Regions from separate parts of the Homo sapiens genome. Here region 1 is linked to region 2. Evidence: chromatin loops called from intact Hi-C (ENCODE). Cell type or tissue: natural killer cell. All regions are shown on one strand. Each heading gives the region's core, and the rest is flanking DNA. Links, peaks and the distances in the headings are about the cores only.

Region 1 (2,904 bases), core at 96-2,595, 350 kb after region 2:
CTAAAGAAGGCAGGAGAGCAGGCTGGGGGCGGGGGCTGGTGAGGCAGGTTACTACCTAAGGTGAGCCTAGAGGGGAAGGGTTTGGAGAGGAGTTGTGGGGGTGAAGGCAGAAGGGGAGGCCAGGCTTGGGACTCACCAGGGGCGAGGTGCAGTTGCTGAGCACCCCCGGGGTGGAGGGGCCGCGAGCCGAGGTGGCACCCCAGGCAGCTGCATCTTGTTGTACTCGGCCCCAGAGGTGCCCAAGAAACTTAGAGCTGTGCCCTGGGGGGCGCCAGAGTGGATGCGCCAGGGAGAACCGCATCAAAGAAAGCTCAGTCTTGCCGTCCTCCGCACGCTGAGACAGCGAGGCCTCAGTCTGTCCCGCCGAGAGCCACTGTGAGCAAGGACAGTCTTTCAGGTGCTAAGAACACTGAGCCTTATGGGAACAGGTGGGACAGGAAACACTGCCCCATCTTCCACGTGAAGGAAACAGACCACAATGGGGACTTGTTCACCATCACCCAAAAATACAGCAGCAGTGCAGAACCTGGGCCTGTCATCTATTCGTCACCCCTGGACTGATTGCCAGCTCGGGGATAGGGCTGAGCCTCAGTGCTTTGCCCAGGGTGATCCTGACAGCCTTGGTCCAGGCACCAGTCCTTACTCAGCCCCACCCACCGGCCAAGCCCATTCCTCACCCCCAGGTGGTCTTTGCTCCCATTTACTGACGTTACTATGTGCCAGCAACTCCATCATAGGCTATACAGACATAATCTGTGTGTTCACAAGCCTGGCCTTGGCTGTGCTCTGGAGAGCACATTGCCATTGTTGCCATCTGACAGACGAGGGCACGAGAGCACAGGAAGGGAAGTGACCCGCTCAACGGCACAGGTAGCAAGCAATGGAGCCAGGGCTGGAACTCAGGTCTGCTCCCGAGAGGCAAGCGAACTCCCACCCAGCCCAAACCCCCAGGGCCAGGGAACGGCTCTGACCTGAGGGTGTCCGTGGCGCTTCACATCCATAAGGGCAAAGGAACAGATGTCCCCAACCCCAGCCACATCCACAGTGAAGTGATGAAAAAAGTCGATAATCTCCAGGGCACGAGGGCGGAACCAGAAAAGCAGAAACAGCGGGGTGAGGAGCGGGGACAGGAGCTCCTCCAGGAGGGAGACCTGGGGAAGCAGCGGTGAGGCTGAGCAGGGGTCGCTGAGGGGCCCACGCGCGTTATCAGGACCAAGCAGTCCCCAGCGACCCTCGCCAGGGCAAGAAGCCTCCCCACCCAGTCACTCCCTAGACTCCTGGTATAGTCCGTTTGTCTCATGCCCTCTCCCAGACAGACCCTCCGCGCAGACAGACCCTCCGCGCAGACAGACCCCACAACTTCCTCCTCAGCCCGCCGTCGCGCCCACCCTCACCGCTCGGTACTGCAGCAGCTGCGCCATCTGCCGGTAGGCGCGGTCCCTGCCGCCGGGGCCGGGCTCCTCCGGGAGGTAGTGCATGTGGGCCAGGGCTGTCTGCAGCAGGAGCTGCGGCGCACGACCCTGGCACTGCTCTTCCGGAATGAAAGACCTGAAAGGCGGGATCCGTGGGGGGAAGGGGCCTGCGATTAGGAGGACGCGCGGTGGGATGTAGGGCTAGAGGGCCCCAGTGGTGGGAGAGGTAAGGATTCGGGGGGAACCTCACATGGCCCCAGATCAGAGAAACCAACACACACCACCACCCCGGGCATCTGCCGTCGCACCTGGCGACGGTGGCGGTGACCCCGAGCGCGGTCATGGCGGTGAGCACGTGCTCCACGGCTAGCACGTCCTCGTCGTAGACGGTGAGCACAAGCAGCGCGGCGAAGAGTGCACCCGCGAAGAAAACGAGCTGGCGGGCCAGCAGCGTGCGCAGGGGCGCGGGGGGCGCAGCGGTGCGCAGGAAGGCGGCGGCGGGGCGGTAGGCGCGGGCCAGGCGCGCGCGCAGCTCGTGCGGCAGCTCGTTGAAGTGGCGCAGCTGCAAGCGCGCCAGGCGGGACCAGCCGCGCGCCCCCAGCGCGCCAGGCTCGCGCCGCAGCAGCTCCACGTGGCTATAGAAGACGTGCAGAACCTGCCAGGCCAGCACCAGCGGGCTCAGCGCCAGGTTCAGGGCGGCCAGCAGCAGCACTGTGCGCCCCCAGCGCGCTGCTAGGGCGCCCCGCTGGTCGCTGCGCTTGTAGGCGTGCGGCAGCTCCCAGCCCCCGCGGAAGAGCGAGAAGGGACCGCGGAAGAGCAGCAGGTCGACATTGAGCGCCAGGCCGCGGCTGAGGAAAGCCGCACTGCCTCCCCAGGGCAGCGGGCAGCGGGCCGGCAGCAGGCCTTTGTTGGCCAGCGCCACCTGGTAGTTGGTGTAGCGCAGGATGCGGTGGTGGATGTCCAGCTCCGTCAGGGGCCGCGGCTGCACGCACAGGCCCCCGCTCCGCTGCAGTGCCAAGAGGCGGGACTGCACCTCTGCCCAGGGAACCGAGCTCAGCTCCTCCTGAAAGGGGCACTGATGAGAGCCAGCGACCCCCCATTCCTCTCCACAGTGATGCTCAAGCTCCACACCCCTAAGTGTGCGGCCTGAAAACCCGCAAACTGAGTTTGCGATCACAAACTCGCCATGACCAAGCTACATCGTCCCCCTCTCCCACCTTTCTCTTTCTGCCCTCCCTTAACCCTGTCACTAACAAGGGCGCGCCCTACTTCCTTCATCCTCTTCTAAACTGCCCTGTTCATCATCCCTGCCATTCATGTGGCCAGTAGTCATGCACTTCCTGGGGACGCCTCCAGGTGCTGGACCTGGCTTCTCAGCTCCTTAAGGGCCTGAGGCCCCCTCAGTTGTACACACAAAACAGACTGGCTGGCCAGGGGCGGTGGCTCACACCTGTAATCCCAGCACTTTGGGAGGCTGAGGCAGGCAGATCGT
Region 2 (2,904 bases), core at 181-2,680:
GCTTTGTCTGTTAAAGGACTCTCACCTATGATTAAATCAGCTGAAATGGAGATCATAAGAGAGTTTTTAAAAGCACATCTGAAATGTAAAATTTTAGGTGAGAAAAGTCAACATAAGACCCTCTCATCTAAGATCATCCTAGAAGAAACAAAATGGAGAGGTGCTGTGGGCCATCAGGAAACAGCCTAAATGTCCCTGAAAGTTGAGATGCCTCAGAAATAAACCTCCAACTTTTATTTGTAGCTGGGCACAGGCCCCAATTCCACTAGTCATGGCAGTGGCCCAACTTCAACAGTGCAAATGATACAGCAATGTCCAAGAGCAGTGGTTCTCAAAGTGAGGTCCCCAGACCAGTGGCATCATGGGAATTGTCAGAAATGCTATTTTCAGGCTCCATTCAAAACCTACTAGTTCAGAAATTCCAGGGATGTTGCCTAGCCATTTGTATTTTAATAAACTCTTTAGGTGATTCTGATGCAGGCTAAGGCTTGAAAACCTCTGTGCTAGCCACTGGGAATTCATCCTTTACGTGCACTTTTCCATTTAATTCAGACTGGATAGTTTAAATTGTTCCCACCTTAAGATGAAGGAAATTAGGCTCAAGTTTGAGTAAGGACACTTAGCTAGTCAGTGGCCCAGTAGAAACTGGAACTCAGTTCTGTCTAACTCCAGAACCCCAGTGAGAATATGGAGGACGTATTTTGGGTATATGTGATCACTGATGGACTGAGTAGTTAAAAATGTATGTGGGAGAACTTCAGGGCAGGATGAAGAAGGAAAGTTAGAGAAAGGCAAATAGAGCAGTCTCTGCTATTTTAATGGATGATATTCAAGCCTGGGATCTGTAGCAAGTTAAACCTATAGAGGTCATCTTTTTACAAGATGTGGCCAAGATAACAGGCAACAGACCACGTCAAAGAAACCTTCCAGTGGACCCCCAGCATTTAAGGACTTGATTTGTTTGTTTGTTTGTTTGTTTGTTTTGAGGCAGAGTCTTGCTCTGTCACCCAGGCTGGAGTGCAATGGCGTGGTCTCAGCTCACTGCAACCTCTGCCTCCCAGATTCAAGCAATTCTCTTGCCTCAGCCTCCCAAGTAGCTGGGATTACAGGCACCCACCACCATGCCCAGCTAATTTTTTGTATTTTCAGTAGAGACGGGGTTTCACCATGTTGGCCAGGCTGGTCTCAAACTCCTGATCTCATGATCCACCCACCTCAGCATCCCAAAGTGCTAGGATTACAGGTGTGAGCCACGGTGCCCAGCCAAGGGCTTGAATTGTTAACTCTTCACTTGAGCTATTAATATTTGATTTGTATTCAGCTCCTTTGACTTCCTTCTCAGTATCTCCCTGTGAGTTATTTTCCCCTTACCTAGCCACTGTCCTGATGGAAAACCTTTACCTCTGAGAGAGGAATGACAGCTCCAGACCAATGGGGTGCATGTTTTACTGAGGGGACTTTCAGCCCTTTCAGATCACACAGGATAAGACAGTTATCTACCCTCTCTGAGAACAGAGCTTGCTGCTATAGCAGCCCTGGGTCTTGTGGTTTCCTTTCACACACTGAAGTTATTTTTCACACTTCACAAAACACCTAGAAACCAAATGCCTCTCAACACTCAGGGAGATGAAACTCAGGAAGGACAGCAAGTGAAAATGAAAAGATATTATGGGAGAGTTTTTGGAGAGGAAATGGGGTAGGGGCTGACAGGGTTATGAGCAAAGGAAACAGAATGGGCTGGTGACCCAGTGGGTTCACCTCAAAGTTTACAGCCAGGGTTCCTCTATGCTCTCTTTGACTCACTTGTTCTGTTTCCATGCACTGAGAGGGTGCAGTTCGTGGGAGGCAGAGCAAGTGGAGGAGGACCACAATTAAAGCGACCAAAATTCAGATTATGTAAAGCCTGATGAGGGAGAAGGTTTTGAATTCATAATTCACACAGCCCACAATTACACATATCTGACTGTGACATACCTAGATTCAAGCCTGGAGTGTTTTTCCATTTTCCATAATAAAACATTCAGGATCCAAACTTAATTATGAGTTTCTGTAAAAAATCATCTGCTAAAATCTCCAGCCTCATTTCTACACAATGTGACTTCCCACCTTGAGGATCTAGCCATCCTTGGCTTTCTTTGATTAACTGAGAGTTCCATGTCTTCACTTACCTTGGAATATGCTTTATCTTCTTCCTGGAAATACTTCTAATCTCTTTCCCTAACTTCTACTCACTATTCAATTTCAGCTTAAACAATGTTGATTTTTCTAAGAAGTCTTTTCCAACTACTCCTACTATTAGTTTAGCAGATCCTCTATACACTCTTAAAACATCCTAGTGTTCTCCTTAATAACATTCATTATCCTACTGTTTTTGTTAACTGTCATGTTTGCCTGAGAAAGGAGGTAGTGATAGGGAAAAGGTGGTGATGGTAAAAATAGAAGAGGGAGGTTTTATAGGATGGCACAGAAGAAAATAAAATATTTGATTGGTTACAGTTATACAGTTACCTTATTTGGTCTACCCTGTTGTAAAGTCCATAGTTTTGTTTGCTGGCTACTTCTAATTAGTTGAGCTTAAGTTCTGCTTTTATTTAATATTAAACATTTACAAGAAATAGCTCAAATTAAGACTTGCTTATCTTTGCAAATCAAGCAAGGTTGAGGTCATTTGTAAGGCCTAACTGCTTTTGTCTGCTCAGGTATTCTCCGGGTCTGGTCTCCATTTTAATTTACTTTAACAAAAAGAGACGAGACCCTCAAACCAGGTCCAGCTAGAACTAGCACAATTGAAGACAGAATTGCTCTGTCTTAGAAATGGATAAGATTACTTAGGAATATCAAGGCAAAAATCCTGAATTAGCTATTAACAAATAGAATCAAGCAACACCTTGTGTGATTAAGATT

The links. Hi-C counts contacts between places; a loop is a spot of excess contacts. Peaks named below come from ENCODE experiments on the same cell type or tissue, not always from the same donor. Only the 100,000 strongest peaks of a DNase experiment are listed, where the experiment ranks them.
Region 1: a loop joins it to region 2, with 4 times the contacts of the local background. A loop is called at or near these places in 1 of 110 quality-filtered maps.

Annotation. Positions count from the first base shown.
Region 1 is chr7:151,016,900-151,019,803 of GRCh38, forward strand. It overlaps ATG9B (autophagy related 9B), which reads right to left. Exons shown (of 14, transcript NM_001317056.2): 6 at 1,721-2,475; 7 at 1,395-1,548; 8 at 972-1,151; 9 at 137-373. Among named protein-coding and RNA genes, the nearest start is that of ATG9B, 6.1 kb to the right of the region's middle. RefSeq lists a silencer at 2,142-2,211. In natural killer cell, for the core only: CTCF peaks have their summits at 1,420 (motif pointing left) and 1,619; DNase peaks (open chromatin) are centred at 382, 942, 1,442 and 1,912; H3K4me3 peaks cover 370 bases; H3K27me3 peaks cover 366 bases.
Region 2 is chr7:150,667,034-150,669,937 of GRCh38, forward strand. All of the region lies in intron 2 of LOC124901774 (a long non-coding RNA gene), which reads right to left. Among named protein-coding and RNA genes, the nearest start is that of GIMAP2, 17 kb to the right of the region's middle. In natural killer cell, for the core only: no CTCF peak of the experiment used is centred there; DNase peaks (open chromatin) are centred at 828 and 1,598; H3K27ac peaks cover 2,500 bases.